4 separate regions of the Homo sapiens genome follow, and regions 2, 3 and 4 are each linked to region 1. A link is a loop called in an ENCODE intact Hi-C map of the cell type or tissue named here. Cell type or tissue: OCI-LY7. All regions are shown on one strand. Region 1 holds the start of VHRT (ventricular heart development associated lncRNA). Region 2 overlaps CUX2 (cut like homeobox 2). Region 3 overlaps CUX2 (cut like homeobox 2). Region 4 overlaps CUX2 (cut like homeobox 2).

What was found. A loop is a pair of places that touch in the nucleus more often than their neighbours do. Peaks named below come from ENCODE experiments on the same cell type or tissue, not always from the same donor. Only the 100,000 strongest peaks of a DNase experiment are listed, where the experiment ranks them.
Region 2: a loop joins it to region 1, with 9 times the contacts of the local background. A loop is called at or near these places in 79 of 110 quality-filtered maps.
Region 3: it touches region 1 in a loop (8-fold over the local background); 87 of 110 quality-filtered maps call a loop at or near these places.
Region 4: it touches region 1 in a loop (5-fold over the local background); 13 of 110 quality-filtered maps call a loop at or near these places.

Annotation. Positions count from the first base shown.
Region 1 is chr12:110,934,359-110,939,358 of GRCh38, reverse strand. It overlaps VHRT (ventricular heart development associated lncRNA), which reads right to left and starts at 2,757. Exons shown (of 2, transcript NR_036513.1): 1 at 2,661-2,757; 2 at 1,911-2,174. RefSeq lists enhancers at 720-1,412, 2,107-2,800, 2,801-3,494 and a silencer at 1,900-2,194. In OCI-LY7, CTCF peaks have their summits at 1,904 and 2,105 (motif pointing left); a DNase peak (open chromatin) is centred at 2,078.
Region 2 is chr12:111,296,181-111,301,180 of GRCh38, reverse strand. CUX2 (cut like homeobox 2) reads right to left here. Exons shown (of 22, transcript NM_015267.4): 8 at 4,642-4,708; 9 at 2,592-2,640. The region is part of intron 2 of LOC105369983 (a long non-coding RNA gene); the gene reads left to right. Among named protein-coding and RNA genes, the nearest start is that of MIR6760, 5.5 kb to the left of the region's middle. RefSeq lists an enhancer at 1,297-2,290. In OCI-LY7, CTCF peaks have their summits at 1,948 and 2,155 (motif pointing right); a DNase peak (open chromatin) is centred at 2,180.
Region 3 is chr12:111,311,733-111,316,732 of GRCh38, reverse strand. CUX2 (cut like homeobox 2) reads right to left here. Exons shown (of 22, transcript NM_015267.4): 16 at 4,532-4,633. LOC105369983 (a long non-coding RNA gene) reads left to right here. Exons shown (of 4, transcript XR_945341.2): 2 at 1,641-1,763. Among named protein-coding and RNA genes, the nearest start is that of MIR6760, 10 kb to the right of the region's middle. In OCI-LY7, CTCF peaks have their summits at 2,569 and 2,777 (motif pointing right); a DNase peak (open chromatin) is centred at 2,782.
Region 4 is chr12:111,172,197-111,177,196 of GRCh38, reverse strand. All of the region lies in intron 1 of CUX2 (cut like homeobox 2), which reads right to left. Among named protein-coding and RNA genes, the nearest start is that of MIR6760, 130 kb to the left of the region's middle. In OCI-LY7, a CTCF peak has its summit at 2,474 (motif pointing right); a DNase peak (open chromatin) is centred at 2,456.

The DNA of each region.
Region 1 (5,000 bases):
TGTGGGCCTTTTCTTTCTACTGTACGTACTTCTCTTGTGTTTGGTTTTTATAACAAGAAAAATTGCTTTCATTAGAAAAATTAATACAAAAAGCAATGCATGTCCAATACCGAAAATACAATATAGAAATGAATAAAGAAGAAAATTAAAATTACCCAAACGACCAGCCCTACAGAGGCAAGCCCTGGCAATGTGGTAGGGTACTCATTTCTCTTCAGAAAAGGTGATTTCCTGCCAAATGAAACATTCTCAGGCTGCTATAGGGTCCCCCTGAAACCCTCCCAAACCCTCTTGAGAAACACGCAGGCCTCACAGACTGTTGAGCAAAGTGCACAACCTTTGCTCCAACATTCCCACTCTAGAAGCACATCCGAAGGAAATAATTGGATACTCAGACAGTGTAGAAATTTTACAAGAATGGTGGCTGCATCGCTATTTATAATTGGGAAGATCACCTAAATGCCCATTAGTGGGGGAATGGTTGAATAAATCCCGAACATCTGTGAGATGGAACATTCTACAACCGTTTCAGTAATGATGTGGATCAATATTTATTGACATGGAATGATTGCCTTGTTATATTATTAGGCAAATAAGTGGTTATGAAACCGTATGATGGTATGACCCCAATTTTTGTAAAAAAAATACATATAATATACACACACACGTATGTATGTGTGTATGCTTAAAAATAGAACACAAAAATATACACCACCATGTTACCAGTTATTTCTGGGTAGAGGGACAGGAAGTGATTTTTTTAATGTCTAATTTTCCCACAGTAAATGGATATTATTTTGCACTTTTTAAAACTAAAAACTAAATAACATGCTAGCACAGTCTCACCTCGGGGCCTCTGCCCTGGCACTTTCCTCTGCCTGAAATGCTTTTCTCCAAATATTCTCCACTTTCTTCATGTCTTTGTTCAAACGTCATTTTCTCCAGGAGGCTTCCTGACCGCTCGATTTAAAATTGTGTCTTGGCTGTGCACGGTGGCTCACGCTTGTAATCCAGCACTTTGAAAGGCCAAGGCGGGAGGATGGCTTGAGGCTGGGAGTTCAAGACCAGCCTGGGCAACAAAATGAGACATTATTTTAAAAAAGTTTTTTTTAAATACCTGGGCATGGTGGCACACATCTGTGGTCCCAGCTACTCGAAGGCTAAGGTGAGAGGATCGCTTGAGCCCAGGAGTTCCAGGCGGCAGTGAGCTATGATGGTGCCACTGCACTCCAGCCTGGGTGACAGAGAGAGACTCTGTCTCAATAAAGTATATTAAAAAAAAAAAAAAATTAGCCGAGTACCGTGGCTCACGCCTCTAATCCCAGCACTTTGGGAGGCCAAGGCGGGCGGATCACAAGGTCAAGAGACGAGACCGTCCTGGTCAACATGGTGAAACCCCGTCTCTACTAAAAATACAAAAATTAGCTGGGCGTGGCGGCGCGCACCTATAGACCCAGCTACTCGGGAGGCTGAGGCAGGAGAATCACTTGAACCTGGGAGGCAGAGGTTGCAGTGAGCCGAGATCGCACCACTGCACTCCAGCCTGGTGACAGACTGAAACTCCGTCTCAAAAAAAAAAAAAAAAAAAAAAAAATCGTGTTTATCTCTCTCTTTCTTCCTTTTTGTCTCTGTCTCTCTTCCCTCTTACCTTGTTCTATTTTCCTATTTTACTCCATAGAAGGTATCAACTTCTAACCTCCTAGGTCGTTTGCTTATTTATTACGTTTGTCATCTAAGACCTCCTGCCCACCGGCCCCCAGCAGGAAGGACTGCTCCAGGAAGGCAGGAATTGGAATTTGTGTCTGTTTTGTTCCCTGTTGACTCCCAGGGCTTAGAACAAGGCTTGGCACACAGTAGGAGCTCAGTAAATATTTGAGTAGTGAATGAATGAAATCTAAACAAGCAAATGGTTTTCCTTTATGAAGACTTTATTTCATCCTCACTCTTCTGATTTTCAGAAGCAGCAGCACGGATGAGACGGGTCTGGCAGGCTTGGCGGGGGACAGGTGGGAGGAAAGATGTTCCTCGCCCTCTCCAGATTCCGCGCCCTTGGTTCGCCAGCGGGAAGCCGTGGCTGCGCGGAGCCGAGGTAGCACCGCCCCCTGCTGGGCAGTTTGGAGAAATGCAGCGCGGACGCTCAGCGATTGGGCCAGATACATTTCAAACAAGTACACCTGGGAATTTGGAAAGGAACAGGATGGAAAGGTCATCGGGGGTGAGGCAGCCAGATGGATCTGCGGGAGGCCTTTTCAGAAAGGAAGAGGAGCCGAGAAAAAAAATGCAGCCCATTCTCTCAGCTGCAGGACCCGGATTCAAGCAGAGTCCGCGTCTCGCAATGAATGGGTTTCTCCTGTTGAGGCCAAGGCTGACCGTGATGGAAGCCAGGTGCAATTCAAGGCCAACTCCCAGGGATCTCTTTTTGGAATTTCTGGTTTCCCTAGGTTTCCTCGCAGGTTTTGTGGTGAGCATGTATCCTTTTATCAAACCCACCCCACAAAACCAGAATTTCAAAACAAGTTTTTACCCAGCCTTTTTAACAAATGTGCACATGCAGTTTCAGAAAGAGGAAATGTATTAGTGTATTAGTCCATTCTCACACTGCTATAAAGAACTACCTGAGACTGGGTAATTTATGAAGAAAAGAGGTTTTATGGACTCACCGTTCTGCAGGCTTAACCAGCAGTATGACTGGGAGACCTCAGGAAACTTACACTCATGGCGGAAGGCAAAGGGGAAACAAGCACCTTCTTCACATGGTGGCAGGAGAGACAGAGAGAGAAGTGAGGAGAGCTCTATCACGAGAATAGCAAGGGGGAGGGGGAGCTCCGCCCCCATGATACAATCACCTCCCACCAGGCCCTTCCCCCGACAAGTGGGGAATACAATTGGAGATGAAATTTGGGTGGGGACACAGCCAAACCCTATCAATTAGCCAAGTCAAGATTGTTCATTGACTCGACATTTTTACTGTGAATTTACTGTGTGCCAGCCACGGTTCTTGGTGCTGGGGCTACAGCAGCAAAACAGACAGACAAAAACCTCAGCCTTTATGGAGCCGATATTACAGTAAAAGAGACAAGTCCCTAACGCACAAATAAATGAAAATACCTGACTAAAAACTAAGGTAAGTGCCCTGAAAGAGAAAAACAAGGTGTTACCAAAAAAATTTTAAAAAGAGCAGACTTCAATTTTGGGAATCCACACCGAAGACATGAGATTTAATCTGAATTCCTCTCCCAGGAGCCAGGGGCAATCTACGGGGAGAAAGGAATAGCAAGAGAGAAGCTGGAAGTTTCCAGGCTTTCAGTCTTAATTCAGTATCCCCCAGAGAAGAATAACTTGTCCCTTTTAGTAGATGTTTGCTCTGTAGTAAAAGGACAGCATAGGAGTCTAGAATCAGAGTCCTGGGTTCAATTCCTGGCTCTGCCCCCTTCCTTAGTTTCTATTTCCTCTGTCCCTTAGAGTTATTATAAGGATTTAATGAGATAATAGAGATGTAGCTATGGACACAGCAGCTGGCAAATAGTCAATAAGTAGTCATCATTGTTTAAAGGCTCTGAGAAGATCTGCAACTGGGGAACCTGTTGAACTAGACTCTCTTGTTGGCTACAGAAAATTTTTTTTTTTTTTTTAGACAGAGACTCACTCTGTCGCGCAGGCTGGAGTGCAATGGCATCATCTCAGTTCACTGCAACCTCCGCCTCTCAGGTTCAAGAGCTTCTTCTGCCTCAGCCTCCCAAGTAGCTGGGATGACAGGCATGCGCCACCACACCCAGCTAATTTTTGTATTTTTAGTAGAGACAGAGTTTCACCATGTTGGGCAGGCTGGTTTCGAACTCCTGACCTCAAATGATTCGCCCACTTCTGCCTCCCAAAGTGCTGGGATTACAGGCGTGAGCCACCACGCCCAGCCTATAGAACCATTTTGTTGCAGGATATTGTGTGCTGTACCATATATATTGGGGAAATATTACTTCAGTTACTGGGGGTGTGGGTGGAGCAGACATTATTCATTGCCTACCCCAAGTCCATTTGCTGTCTTTTTTCTTGCTAATAGAACTCTGGTTATGTTCAGGATTAGGCCAAAGAACCTTGGATGTCAAAGCAGGTAGGTCAGACTTGGTCTAGATGTGGGCGCCTTACCTTGTTCTGGCCAGTGAGATGTATGAAAAGTCTCCTAGGGGCTTCCCCATGAAGATATTGTCCTCCATAAGAAGTAAAGAAACATTTGCACCTGACCCCACCCCCACTGCCACCACCCCCGCCCCAGCTTCTGCTTTGAACGTAGTGTCGTGAGGACAGGACACTTGGCTCTGCTGCCACCATCTTGGGACCACAAGAGGGAACCCCCACAGAGTCACAGAGACAACTCTGGGGTCCCCAATCATGTCCAGCTACTGAACAACCGTGGAACTGTCTGTTCTCCAACTTCTTGAGAGAAAACGAACCCCCCGTTTGTTTAAGCTGCTGCTAATGGATTTCCATCACCTGCATCCCAGAACATTCCTCACTGATCCAGGGTCCCAGTTCTCTGTTCCGAATTAAAATCATCCTGGTTTTCTCCATTTGTCTAAATATTCTCTGGTTCACCTTGAGGACAGTGTCTGGGCATTGCACCAGGCAGCCCATACCCCTCCCTGGGGCCTGTTCCCTTTGTAAAACCATGACTCACCTCCGAGGCCCTTGCTGGCCACACACCTTCATTCCAGAGAGGATTCCATGAGCCATCCCTCTTTGTCTTTCTTCTCTCTCATCTATTTTTGTCCTTTGTGAAATGCCCTGGCCCCCTGTGAGGATACAGAGGTATTAGCACACCCTCCCCCTTAATCCCTTGGGCTCCTGTTCCCTTGTCCAAAGTCACCCAAGAGAACAGGGCCAGCCTAACTTTTTCTGGCTGGCTTTTCCTGGGGGAAATGAAACTGTTTCACTGTATGTCCCAACCCCAAAAGTCTCTCCTATTCTCTTCACCATGCATGGCCCTAGAACTTTCTTTCTGTCTC
Region 2 (5,000 bases), 360 kb before region 1:
TAAAAACCTAATACACTGACATTTATTTTCTTCTCTATACGTCTCCATAATGTGTGGGTTTTAGTTTTGGACTCAGGAAAACATTATTAGACGTGCTTCCTATTCCAAGTACTATAAGCTGGATTTTTTTTTTTTTTTTTTTGAGATAGGGTCTCACTCTGTTGTCCAGGCTGGAATGCAGTAGTGTGATCATAGCTCACTGCAGCCTCCATCTTCCTGGACTCAGGTGATCGTCCCACCTCAGCCTCCTGAGCAGCTGGGACTACAGGCGTACACCACCATGCCTGGATAGTTTTTAAATATTTTGTAGAGATGAGGTCTCCCTATGTTTCCCAGGCTGGTCTCAAACTCCTGGGCTCAAGTGATCATCCCACCTCGGCCTCCCAGAGTGTTGGGATTAGAGGCATGAGCTATTGTGTGCAGTCTTGCCTGTTCTTATAAAGTTTTATTGGAATACAGCCATGCTCATTCACTTACATATTGTCTATGCTTTCATGCTATAATGGCAAAGTTGAAAATCTGTGTCAGAGACTGTATGGATTGCACAGCTGAAAATATTTACTCTCTGACTCTTTATAGAAAGTTTGCCCTCCCCTGGGTTAGACGATGGTGCACCCTGCTGAGGAACACCACACAGCCGTAAAACAGAGGAGGAACTGCTTTCTATACTGATACGGAAGGAGCTCAAAGATATAGACGGGGAAAAGTAAGGTTCACAATGGTATGCATAGTATATTATCATTTTGTTTTTAAAAGGGGTGGCTGGGCACAGAGGCTCACACCTCTAATCCCAGTGCTTTGGGAGGCCCAGGAGGGTGGACTGCTTGAGCTCAAGAGTTTGAGATCAGCCTGGGCAACATGGCAAAACCGCATCTCTACAAAACATATGAAAATTAGCCGGATGTGGTGGTGCGTGCCTGTAGTCCCAGCTACTTGGGGGACTGAGGCAGGAGGATTGCTTGAGCCCCAGAGGTTGAGGCTGCAGTGAGCTGTGATCGCTGCAATGCACTCCAGACTGGATGACAAAGTGAGACCCTGCCTGTCTCAACAAAAAGAGGCCGCTGGTTAAAATAGATATATTCTGGGCAACATGGTGAAACCTCATCTCTACAAAAAAATACAAAAAATTAGCACGGCGTGGTGGCACACGCCTCTGTTCCCAGCTAACTGGCTACCTGGGAGGCTGAGGTGGGAGGATCACCTGAGCCGGGGAAGTCAAGGCTACAGTGAGCCATGATTGTGCCACTGCACTCCAGCCTGGGCGACAGAGTATGACCCTGTCCCCCTTGCCCCCCACAAAAAGATATATTCGTGGGCTTGTGAATGGATTGACCATCTCTGGAAGGAGAACCCAGGGGCTGGTGAGAGAGGCTGCTGCAGGGGAGGAGAACTCGGAGGAGAGCTGGACTTTCCTAGACAGGCCCTTGTGTAGCTTCTTGAGTTCTGAACTACATGAATGCATTACCTATTCAAAAAATCATTCTAAAAAGGCTATGTAGCCTATACAAAATGGGGCTTACTTAATGATCATTTCAGAAAAATATGCTGGACCTAAGCTCAGGGAAGCCACTGCGGTTACCACCACCACGGTAACCTAGCCCTGACTTTGGCCTTCCCGACCCTCCTAGGGGACACTGCTTCTATAGGGGTAGGGGCTCATAGAGTCTCAGCACTTCCAGCCCAGGCCTGCACCTTCTGGTGGCTTCCCAGGGACATAGAATCAGCCCTTTTATCCAAGTCTCCTCTGTAGGAGGGAGTGCCCCCACCCTGCGCCCAAAGAGCCACACCTCGGGCCTCTGCTCCTGCTGAGCCTTCTACCTGGCTGCCCTCCCTCAGGGGACAGCATCAGGACTCTGAAACCCAGCTTCAAAATGTCTTCCAAGAGGCCCCTTTTAACTGCCCCTGGGGAAAATGACCTCTCTCCCTGCCACAGTGCGGGCCCGCAGACCTCAGGGCGGGTGGGCATCTTCTCCCACCCCACAGGCAGGAAGATGAGCCAAGGGACAGAGGGCTCAAGGCCCTGCTGGCCTCTCCTGGCCATGTCTCTGGCTGGTGGCATTGCAGGGAGCTGGGGGACAGACATGGTGGGCACTCAAGACTCCGGGCTGGAGCCCCCTGGCTGTGGCTGCCCTTCTTTTAAAGTCCTGCCTGACTCTGCCCACCAGATGGCAGCACCTCTGAGCCGGAGGAAGGCAGGAGGCGGGAGCCCCACTTAGAATCCATGCCTAGATATGCTGTCATTTATTCTTTGGGTCTTAGCTCCACATCCCTTCCTCTAGGACGTCTTCCTGGACTCCCGCAGTCTGGGTCAGCGGCCCCTTCCTGCCTGTTGCTGCTTGGAGCACTCTATTTCCAAGTGTGTCTGTCTGCATTCCCTACCCCAACCCCCTACCCTGGGCCCACCCTGGGAGCTTGGGGAGGGCAGGGCCTGGGGCCCAGACTCCTCCTGGCTCCCTCACTTGGCATGCACAAGACCCACAGTTGAATAAATATTGATGAAGCTCAGTCCCTTCCTCCTCATCTGGCCCGAGACCCCCACCCCAGGCAGAGGGAGCCTCTGGCACCCACGGGTGGGAACTGCGCCTCCTCACCTGATTAGCTTTCTCCAGGTTGGTCATGATCAGGCCGACTTCATCTGCCCTGAGACACAAAGATGAGGCCCTGAGGAAGGGCTTCCGGCGGGCTCCAGGCCCCCGCCCCTCCTGACACCCCCAGCCCCTGCCTGAGCCCAGGGGAGGGCTGAAGGCCTTGCTACAGGAGAGAAATCGGGCTGGGGAGAAAAGAGCCTAGGCTTCGAGGAAAAGGGAGTAGGGCGTCAGCACTGCACCTCTTCAGGACAGCCTGGCCTCCCCTCTCCCCCAGGGGCCACTCTCTGAACTCCACCTCCAAGCCTTTGTCCTGGTAGTGCCTGGAATGCCCATCCTCAAGAGAACAGCCCCCGGCTTTAAAACCCTGATCACAGTGTTCTCCGGGGAGGCCGCCCTGCACTGTCCCCAGTGGTCACTTGTTTACTGCGCTGCCCAGCCCCCTGCAGGCTGCCAGCATGGAGGGGCTTGGGAGAGGCATCCCCTCTGTTAGCAGGGGGTGGGAGACGCGGGGGGCACGTGGGGAGCACTTTGTGACCCAAGGCCACACACATGCTTCATGCATGCTTAGGGCCTTCCTTGGCTCAAGCTGTTCCTGCTGCCTGGAGCACCCTTCCCTGCTTTCTTCACATGGCCTTCTCCTCATTCTGAAAGCCACCTCCTCCAGGGAGTTCTCCCTGACTACCCTGGATAAAGGACCTACCCCTGCTTGTCATTCTCTTTTCCCATCCCCAGTTCTTCCCTTTGTAGCATTTGCCATGTGCCAAGAACAGTGCTGGGCATACCGTAAGTGCTCAATATGTGTGAATGAACAAATGTATCACTGCACATCAGTTTTTGTCTCCTCTCCTTGACTGAGGACCGGGTCATGTTCTCATGTTTCCTCCAAGGACCCAGAACAGCACTGGATAAACAGCAGGTGCTCAATAAGTGTTTGCAGAATGAATGATTTCTTAAAGCCTAAAGAAACGCTTGAGTCCAGAGTAATTTAGGTGAATGCCTCTCAGCCCCTGAGGATTGGAGTGTGGAGCTGGGGAGCGGGGACAGTCCCAGGGGCCCAGAGCAAAGGGGGAGGCCCCCACCAAGCAGCCCCTCACTCAGCCCAGGTCCCAGGACATTATTTATGGCTGTGGTGTGTGAGTGGCACAGCAAATGACAGCTGTGTGCCTTTGGGGGTGAGGAGCAGAGGTGCTTAATGAAACGGGGGCCTCCAGCCGAGACTCAGAGGAAGGAGAAGAGTCAGAAAGAGGAGGCATGTCTGAGAGGTCAGAGGGAAGAGACATGTCTGGAGGGACAGAGGGAGGATGTAAGTCCTGGAGGATCAGAAGGAGGAGGCAAGTACTGGAGGGCCAGAGGGTGGAGGCGTGTCTGGGATGATCAGAGGGAGGAGGCGTGTTTGGGAGGGTCAGAGAGAGGAGGCGTGTCTGGGAGGGTCAGAGGGAGAAGGCCTGTCTGGGAGGGCCAGAGGGTGGAGGCATATCTGGGAGGGTCAGAGGGAGGAGGCAAGTACTGGAGGGTCAGAGAGAGGAGGCCTGTCTGGAAGGGTCAGAGGGAGGAGGCGTGTCTGGGAGGGTCAGAGGGAGAAGGCCTGAGAGGGCCAGAGGGTGGAAGCAAGTACTGGAGGGTCAGAGGGAGGAGGCCTCTCTGGGACGGCCAGAGGGTGGAGGCAAGTACTGGAGGGTCAGAGGTAGGAGGCCTCTCTGGGAGGGCCAGAGGGTGGAGGCGTGTCTGGGATGGCCAGAGGGTGGAGGCAAGTACTGGAGGGTCAGAGGGAGGAGGCCTCTCTGGGAGGGCCAGAGGGTGGAGGCGTGTCTGGGATGGCCAGAGGGTGGAGGCAAGTACTGGAGGGTCAGAGGGAGGAGGCCTCTCTGGGAGGGCCAGAGGGTGGAGGCGTGTCTGGGATGGCCAGAGGGTGGAGGCAAGTACTGGAGGGTCAGAGGGAGGAGGTGTGTCTGGGAGGGTCAGAGGGAGGAGGCAAGTACTGGAGGGTCAGAAGGAGGAGGCCTGTCTGGGAGGCCTCCAAGGGAGGAGGTACACCTCAGCAGGGCTCACTTACTTGGATGCTGCCTCCTCGTCGTACTTCCGCCGCAGCTCTAGCAGCTCTGCCTGCGTAGCCTTTAGCGCTGGGAGAAAGCAGAGGCAGGGTGAGGCCCCACCTCCGAGTGGGAAGGAGCTGGGTCTCCCAGGGAGGTGGAGCCCACTCCTTCTGCGAAGCCCAGCAGGCAGAATGAGAGCTCGGGTAGTGAGGGAGATCTTTCTCTCAGTCAGAACTGGTGACGGTGAGTGAGTTTCCTGCCCCTAAAGGGGCTCAGGCTGGTGAGAGGGATGTGCAGTGGCTGGGGTGGGCAGTGCGGGGCAGATGAGGTCTCTCCATGGGCCTAGGTAGCTCAGGGGACCCAGGCCGGGGTTGGGGGG
Region 3 (5,000 bases), 380 kb before region 1:
CACGTCTGTAATCCCAGCACTTTGGGAGACTGAGGCAGGCCGATCACTTGACCTCAGGAATTTGAAACCAGTCTGGCCAACGTGGTGAAACCCCGTCTCTACTAAAAATACAAAAATTAGCTGGGCGTGGTGGCACGCACCTGTAATCCCAGCTACTCAGGAGGCTGAGGCAGGAGAATTGCTTGAACCTGGGAAGTGGAGGTTGCAGTGAGCCGAGATCACACCACTGCACTCCAGCCTGGGCGACAGAGCTAAAGACTCTGTCAAAAAAAAAAAAAAAAAAGAAGTGCCGGGCGCGGTGGCTCAAGCGTGTAATCCCAGCATTTTGGGAGGTTGAGGCAGGCGGATCATCTGAGGTCAGGAGATTGAGACCAGCCTGACCAACACGGAGAAACCCCGTCTCTACTAAAAATTAAAAAAAAAAAAATTAACCGGGCGTGGTGGCACATGCCTGTAATCCCAGCTACTCGGGAGGCTGAGGCGGAATCACTTGAACCCAGGAGGCGGAGGTTGTGGTGAGCCGAGATTGCGCCACTGCACTCCAGTCTGGGCAACAAGAGCACAACTCTGTCTCAAAAAAAAAAAAAAAAGCTTAATTTTATGTTATGAGAATTTTACCTCGATTAAAAAAAACTCATACTTGCCTACTATGGGAGCACAGAGGAGCATGCAAAAAAAAGCACAAAAAGTCAAGATCAAAATGAAAGTCACCCTTACTGTCTCTTAGGAGCAACCACGTGAAATATTCTCATGTATTCCCTTCCAGTCTGTTTTCTAAACTACATGCATCGCATGATCATACTCGATATGTGGAAGTGTAGTCTGGTTTGTCCCCATTTAGTATCAACATGAGTGTTTTTTTTCTTTTTTTCTTTTTTGGAGACAGGGTCTTGGTATGTTGCCCAGGCTAGTCTCAAACTCCTGGGTTTAAGCGATCTTCCTGCCTCAGCCTCTCAAGTAGTTGGGACTACATGCATTTGCCACTATGCCCAGCTAAATTTTTTCTTTTTTTTTGAGACCGAGTCTTGCTCTGTTGCCCAGGCTGGAGTGCAATGGCGCGATCTCGGCTCACTGCAACCTCTGCTTTCCAGGTTCAAGTGGTTCTCCTGCCTCAGCCTCCTGAGTAGCTGGGATTACAGGTTCCTACTACCATGCCTGGCTAATTTTTGTATTTTTAGTAGAGATGGGGTTTTGCCATGTGGTCCAGGCTGGTCTCCAACTCCTGACCTCAAGTGATCCATCTGTCTTGGCCTTCCAAAGTGTTGGGATTATACAGGCGTGAGCCACTGTGCCCGGCCCCATTTTTTCTTATCATTAAAAGTTCTACCTTTAAGGGCTGCACATGCTGCTAAAGGGATATTATCTGCTTTACTTACCAGATCCCCCACTGCTGGACACTTAGGTTGTTTTGTTTCCAGTTTGTCACTCTTATGAACAATGATGGAACAGCTTATATATAAACCCCTGTCCCCATTCTGGACATTTCCTTCCAATCCCAGAAGTAGAACTCGTGATTGAGCAGTTAGTCACATTCATTTCCTCCCTGGCAGCGGCTCATGTGCCCACTGCTTAGCATTCATTTTTTTTGCCAGGGGTATGGGGCAATAACCTTTGTATTTTTCCTCTTGCTGAACTCCTAGACCCTGAATATAAGACTACTGGCTGGCCCATGGAGAGCAAACGTTTTCCTCTGCTGCGATGCTGTCTTTGACATTGCCCTGGTGCCTGCTTCCGACCCCCAGGAGAAAGTGCTGTATAAAGAGGTGAGAGACCTGGGGTTTCCCTCTGTCTCTGTGTAACTGAACTCATGTCTTCCCTCCCTAGCCTCAGTTGTCCTGTCGGTTTAGTGGGAGACTTTGGCTAGTTATTTCTTTTTCTATTATTTTTTTTTGAGACAGCATCTCACTCTCACCCAGGCTGGAGTGTAGTGATGAGATCTCGGCTCACTACAACCTCTGCCTCCTGGGCTCAGGTGATCCTCCTGCCTCAGCCTCTTGAGTAGCTGGGACCACAGGTGTGTGCCACCACACCTAGCTAATTTTTGTATTTTTAGAGGAGATGGGGTTTTTTTTTTTTTTTTTTTTTTTTTTTTTAGACTGAGTTTTGCTCTTGTTGCGCAGGCTGGAGTGTAGTGGTGTGATCTCCGCTTACTGCAACCTTTGCCTCCCAGGTTCAAGCAATTCTCCTGCCTCAGCCTCCAAATAGCTGGGATTACAGGCACCTACCACCATGCCCAGCCAATTTTTGTATTTTTAGCAGAGACGGGGTTTCACCATGTTGTCCAGGCTAGTCTCAAACTCCTGACCTCAGGTGATCTGCCCGCCTTGGCCTCGGCCTCCCAGAGGCCCAGATGAGAAGATGGTCTGGGCACGGTGGCTCACGCCTGTAATCCCAGCACTTTGGGAGCCGAGGCAGGTGGATCACGAGGTCAGGAGTTAGCTGCCACACCCAGCCCTGGCTAGTTATTTCTCATGGTTCTTTTCATCTCCATATCATGTCTCACCCATATCTGAAATCTGTGTCTAGACCACAGTAGGTGCTTAATAAATGTTTACTGCATAATTACATCCTTCTCTGTCTTGCATCTCTCTTGCTACTGGAACTGACCAAGAGGGAAATTAGGCTCAGGGGATTTTACAGGTGGGGCAGGGTAGCCGGGTAATCCCTTATCCCCTCACCCCTCCCGGGGACCAGGCAGGAGGGAGGGCCATTGATTGGGAAACATCTCGGCTCCTGGCGGCAACTGGAGGGATTCAGGACACCTGCTCGGAGCAGCCACCAGGGGGCAGCAGACACTGCAAAAATGGAAGAGGGCTTTGAAACCGGAGTCCAGGGTCTCAGTCAGTCTACGCTGTGCTGGGTGTGAGGATGGAACTCGGTCCCTGGCTGCAAGAAGCCCCCACAGCAGACGGAGGGACAGCCACACCAGCAGAGTCGTTTGTGACAGCGCAGAACTGCAACAGGGAGGTAATAATGATAATATTTGCTGTAATGATGGCTGATCTTTCAGGATTACACTGACCTCATTTGATCCTCACACAACCCTAAGAAAGGAAAACTAATACAGTCCCCATTTTTTTTTTTCTTTTTGAGATGGAGTTTTGCTTTTGTCACCCAGGCTGGAGTGCAGTGGTGTGATCTCGGCTCACTGTAAGCTCTGCCTCCTGTGGTCAAGAGATTCTCCTGCCTCAGCCTCCTGAGTAGCTGGGATTACAGGCGTGCGCCACCACGCCCAGCTAATTTTTTTGTATGTTTAGTAGAGACAGGGTTTCGCCATGTTGGGCAGGCTTGTCTCTAACTCCTGACCTCAGGTGATCCGCCCGCCTCGGCCTCCCACAGTCCCCATTTTAAAGATGAGAAGATGGGCGGGGCACGGTGGCTCACGCCTGTAATCCCAGCACTTTGGGAGGCCGAGGCAGGTGGATCACGAGGTCAGGAGTTCAAGAGCAGCCTGACCAACATGGTGAAACCCCATCTCTACTAAAAATACAAAAAAAAAAAAAATTAGCCAGGTGTGGTGGCGCGTGCGTGTAATCCCAGCTACTCAGGAGGCTGAGGCAGGAGAATTGCTTGAACCAAGGAGGTGGAGGTTGCAGTGAGCTGAGACTGCGCCACTGCACTCCAGCCTGGGTGACAGAGTGAGAATCTGTCTCAAACAAAGACGATGAAGGCACAAAGAGGCTAAGTAACTTGCCCAAGGTCACATAGCCAATAAACAGCAGAGCCAGAATTTGTGGCCAGTCCAGCTCCACTACACCAAGCAAACAGGTCACTGTGGTGGGGGTGGAGGGAAGCGGGTGCAGTGTCCAACCCATCTTCTTGCAGGAGGTGACTTCTGAGTTGAGTCATAGGTATGAGTAGGAGTTGGCCAGGTGAAAGGTGTCTGGGGTAAGGACAGCATCAGAGGCGCAGGGTGGAGTGCACGGCAGCTGGGCATGACTATGAACAGTTCATGTGACAGGCATGGAGGGGCCTGAAGACTGTAGGGCCTGTAGGCCTTGTCGAGTCTTGGGATATTTTTCTTTTTTTTTTTCTGACAGAGTCTTGCTTTGTCACCTAGGCTGGAGTGCAGTGGTGTGATCTCGGCTCACTGCAACCTCCGCCTCCCGGGTTCAAGCAATTCTCCTGCCTCAGCCTTCTAAGTAGCTGGGATTACAGGCACATATCACCATGCCCAGGTAATTTTGTATTTTTAGTAGAGATGGGGTTTTACCATGTTGGCCAGGCTGGTCTCGAACTCCTGATCTCAGGTGATCAGCCTGCCTTGGCTTCCCAAAGTGCTGGGATTACAGGCATGAGCCACTGCGCCTGGCCAAGGGTTGAGATTTTATGTTGAGAGCTGTGTGGAACCATGGCAGGGTTCTGAGCAGTGCCACAGCTACCCATGCGCTCTAGACAGGTCCCTCTGGCCTCTGGTGGTTCTGATCCACCTTGGATTCCCTCTGGGGTGGACAAAGGTAGACGAAGCCTCATCTCCTGTTCGCAGCTGGCCCCGGGGGCCTCAGGCTTTGCCTGCAGGGGTCACACTCACCGCCCTTCTGCGACTCGATCTCCTTCTTGGCCTGCTCTAGAATGCTCTTGATGGCGTCGTCTGAGCCTGTCTCAGGCGTGCGGATTCTCGGGGTGATGCTGCCTGGGGAGGCAAGAAGGCATCTGTGGCAGGATCTGCATGTTGGGCTCAGTCTCCGGAGCCTGGTGGGGTAGGGGGGCTGTCTCCTCCTCCCAGAAGAGTGAGGGTCAGACCATCAGTGAGATGGCAGGGCCACTGCTTAGTCTATGTAACAAACTGTGGGCCTGTGAGTGATTCTGGTGTGAAATAAGAATCATAATAACGAGGCCAGGCACAGTGGCTCATGCCTGTAATCCCAGCACTCTGGGAGTCCGAGGTGGGAGGATCACTTTAGGTCAGGAGTTTGAGGCTATCCTGGCCAACATGGTGAAATCCTGTCTCTACTAAAAATACAAAATTAGCCAAGCATGGTGGCTTGCACCTGTAATCC
Region 4 (5,000 bases), 240 kb before region 1:
AGGCACGGAAAACATTTTGGATGCATAAGCCACAGGGGTGCTGGCATGCCAGAGGGCACAGAGATAAGACATCCTGAAGGAGCCCAGCACGGGGAAGACCCAAAACTCTAGAACAGTGGTTCTCAAGCAGGGGTGATTTTGTCCTCTGGGGGACATTTGGCTATGTCTAAAGATATATTTGATAGTCACAACTAGGGGTGTACTACTGGCGTCTAGTGGGTGGAGGCTGGAGATGTTGCTAAACATCTTACAAGGCACAGGACGACCCTGCAATGAGAAATTTTCCAGTCCAAAATGCCCTTCATGTGCGAGGTTGAGAAAACTGGATCTCAAAGGACCTGCAGGCATTTCCTCCGGTGAACAGACTGGAGGAATTGGGGAATGAATGGGAGAGGAGTTCAGATCTGTGTGGGCCAAGGAAGTCACATGTGAACAAGTTTCAGCCCAACAAAGGAAAGCAGCCCTGATGGTCAGGAGCCCTGTCCCCAAAGGTGGCCCAGCATATACTGGTGACCTGATAGATCCTGTGGAGGGAAAATAGAGCCTGGAGTGGGGGTTGGACACAACAACCTTTTTTTCCCCATCCAAACCTGGCACTGAATAAAGTCCCCAGGACAAGAGCAATGATGTTTGGGGTTCCTTCCAGAATCTTCCATGGATTAGTTCATTTAATCCTGCCCACAGCCCCATGACATGGGCACTGTGGTTATCCTTATGTAATAGAAGAGGAAACTGAGGCTTCAAGAGGTAAAAGTCACTTGCTTAAGGTTACAAAGATGGCAGGTAGGGAAGTCAGGACTGGAGCCTGAGTCTCCCCGATCCCCAAGCTCATTAGGAAGATATTCCTCACACTGGGCATGGTGGCTCACACCTGTAATCTCAGCACTTTTGGGAGGCCAAGGCATGAGGATTGCTCGAGGCCAGGAGTTCAAGACCAGCCTGGGCAATATAGTGAGACCCTGTTTCTACAAAATTAAAAAAAAAATTAGGTGTGGTGCACACCTGTGTTCCCAGGTACTCAAGAGGCTGAGGCAGGAGGATTGCTTAAGCCCAGGAGTTTGAGGATGCAGTGAGCTGTGATCGCATCACTGTATTGCAGCCTGGGCAACAGAGTGAAACAACTCTGTCTCTCAAAAAAAAAAAAAAAAAAAAAAAAAGAAGAAGAAGAAGAAGAGACTCCTCAAACCCCATCAGTTCTCCCCCCAATCTAGGGAAAAGCACCCACTGCCTTCCCGCCCCTGCCACCTAATGCCTTGATTTAGAGACAGAGGTAGGAGATCTGGACCCAACATTCAAGACCTAAGTTCAACAGTTCAGCCGTCTCTCATGTTAAAGACACAAAAACATGTACAATAAGCTGCCCAGATCCCCGCTTACTTTTTTTTTTTAAACAAAAACATTGCAACCGGCGGTGAAAAAGACATTGTCTTGAACATACACTTTAACTGATGTCTCCGACCATTCAGTAACATGGATAAAAGAAAACTTGCTTTATTAATAGGCCCTCATGCTAATTAGCACAATTTATTGCCAGGGAGGCAGTCCCTACCTTCTGCAAATGTTATGAGTGTAGACAAAAAAACTTTTGTTGAGAACCCAACACGATATTGCCGCGTGACCAAGCCTGCCACAAAGAGATGGGAAAAGCACACAGCTTAGAGAGGCCACTCAAAGGCATGGGGTGCTGCTCTATAAATTTATGATGTCACTTGACCATTTCCCAGTAATCAGAAAGCCCCAAATTTAAATGTCGGCTGGTTTCTGCCCATAAATATGTGTTTCTCACCACTTTGAGGAAGGTTCCCTAATGACTATGAAGCTTTGTGGAAAAGTGTAAAAAAAAAAAAAAAAAAAAGGTGTGGGTGGGGAGGGGGTTGGTAAAAAAAACCTTAAATGTTTAATATTCAATAAATGTGTCAATTTTACATACAGAGGCAAATGGGTCTTTACTGAGGAATTGGTAAATTTCCTCGGAGAAAAGTAAGTGCATTTTAGCCTTCAAGGAGTCCCAGATGAATAGAAATGGAATGTGATTTGTGATAAAACTCAGCTGCTCTATAAAAGACGTTAAATAAATGTTGCTGTTTCACCAGGGATGTACAAAATTGATTGCATTATAGACTGATTCTAAGATGCTGCATCCCTGTACGGCCCCCTCTTCTGTGTGTGGGGGGGAGCTGCTTCCAGAGACAATTTAGACTGCATGGTGACTCCTCTTCCTCATGCTGTAGCAGAATTTTCTGGAATTGTAAGATTTCCTCTTTATATTTTGATTTCAGTTGAACCACAGGAAACTGCTGCTATTTGGCCATTTTTGACTTCTTCAAAACTGCAATTTCTTCTCTATCTGCTTAATATTTCCGGTGGCCTGATCATCATCCTGGGGAAGGCTGCTGATACCTCCAAAGAGAATTGTGGTTGCTGTCTAGGGTTCACGGGTGGTGATGTCCCTGTTCCCTTTGTCTGGTCACCAGAGGGCACCCCAGTCTGTAGAGGGAATCTTGCTTTTCCTTCAGCCCACCTTGGGGAGCTTGGGAGTATCCCGTGCCCTTTCTGAATCTCAGTTTTCCCCCTCTGCAAAATGGGCACAACTCCACCTTTCCTGCAGGGTATTTGGAAAACTGGATGTGGTAACCATTGCAGGTAAACTGTCCCGTGCTTTTGGCCAGCTAGTATAAGGTATTGTGTATCCAACTAGGGGCTGCATGTGACTCACATATGACACACACAGCCCTACCCTCAAGGAACTGCTAATGTCACGTCAACATAGGACAACTTCTTCAAGTGAGAAATTAGGGTTCACAGATTGAAGGGTGGAACCAAACTGATCAGGAAAACTTCCTGGAAAGCAGGAGCGTGGACTCATTCAGACACGTCCCGTGCCTCTCCATGCCTGCTGTCATCAGCCTGGTCTGGTCACTGCCAATTCCTGCCTGGATGCTTGCAGGGGCCTCCCTGGCTCCATGCAATTCTCTGCCATCTCACTTCCACCCTGGCAGCCAGACAGGGCATTTCAAGATGTAAACTGGATGTTGATACTTCCCTGCTTAAAACCTCCCCGGACTCCCCATTCCATTTCAGATCAAATCTGAACTCTCCAGCCCAGTCTGCAAGGCCTGTGTGGTCAGGGCCCTGCCTGCTTCTCTACAGCATTTCCTCCCACAGTCCTTGTGCTTTGCTCCACCCTCTGGCCCTTCATTTGGTTCCTGGAAACTGCCAAGCCCAAACCAGCCCCAGGACCTTTGTACGTGCAGTTTCCGCTACCTGAATGCCCTCTCCTCCCAATTCTTTGCCCAGTTCAGTGGTTCCCAAAGTCTCTGGCCCAGCAGGATCAGTGTCACCTGGGATCTTGTTAGAAATGCAAATTCTTGGACGGGCTCCAGACCTACTGAATCAGAAACTCTGAGGGTAGAGCCTGGCGATTTTTTTCAAGGAAATTTCAGGTGATTTAAATGCATGCTCAAGTCTGAAAATCAATGGCCTAACTCAGGCCTACCCCTCAGCCAAGTTGCAGCTTAAACATTACTTCCAGCAGACCAACACCCCAACATGAGGCCAGTTTCCTGCTGTCGTGAGCCCCTGCTGCTGCCTCCTCACCTCTATGAAGCACTATGGCAACTGTGATGTCATCAGGAACTATTTCAAGTCTGTGCCTCTTCATAGCTAGACTAAAAGCTCCAGGAGGGCAGGTACCCCTGTGCGCCCAGCACCTCATCGTGCCTAGAAGAGAGTAGGTGCCCCGGAACTATATGTTGCATGAGCACATGAATGAATGCTCAAATGAACAAATGAATGAGTTCTGGAAGAATGACAGTGTTCATAAAGAAAGTGCCCCCTGGCATCCTATTTTCCATCCACCAGCCCACAGATCAACCCTGTCCCCGTCCCCATTTGACTTTCTGAGTATCACCCTGGTCAAGTCAGGAGCCAATCACAGCAATGTATGGGAATGACCATCAAATTAGAACAACAAGAACATCAACCAAAGAACCAGCCAAGGGGAGACTCCCACGCAGTAGATGCCCAGCTCAGGGTCTAAGCCTGAACATCCCTCAAGAAGAACAACAAACCTCTCTCTCCCTGACAGCAACTGGCTGTGCAGACAGCTTCCAGATAAAAACCTAGAGACCAAAAATTTGCAGGCAAGAAGTCTGCCCATCAGCTTGGAAGATTCCAGTCCCGCACTCACCCAAGTCTTCTGGCTGAGAGGCTGAGGCTGCCTCGAACTAAGCCCCGAGTTTATTGGAAGCTTCTCGATGCTGCACGGCAGTTTGCTCAGCTCTTGGAGCTAAAGCTGGAAGGGAAATCATTTCTTTTCCTATAACTCAGAGCAGTTATATTCTCTTAGTGTGGACATCTGGCTCACTGCTGATCTCCTTACTTACGTTTTCCAAACGATATCAGTTCTGGGAAGATCAATTATTACTGAAAAGTCGAGAAACGTTCACTGGTTATTTGCATTGATTTGGTTGACAAGACACAGACTCCTTTTAAACTACAGATGTCCATGGAAGGGACAGAGAGGAGAAAAACACAAGAACCCCAGACAGCTCGAGGTTCGGAGCCTCCACCCAGCTGCAGGAACTGCACAGAGTGGAAAGCGCTGGCTGGGATGGGGACACTGAACCACCCTCCCGGAGTCCCCCAGATAGAGCCATTTCCATCAAGACAAACAGGTAGCCAGTGTTGGCCAGCACCACAAGCAGCCACGATGATATAATTTGTTCGTTACTGCATCATCTTTAATCAATAGGATCTGGAGTTTCTACAGCTTGGACAGCCCAAATCTCTCTGGCAGCCAAGAACCAGCGGGTTGTTAAAAGGCCCGATAGTTCTGCCTCGCTAATGGGTGGCTGGTTCCCTCAACCCTGCTGATTTTTTAAATAAACCTAAATTCCAATAATTGTTTAATGTTTATTTTTATTTAGTTCTGGTTCAGATGCTCTGCGTCTCTCTGACAGAAATTGATATCTGGCTCCTGGTGAGCTTTATTAAAAAAC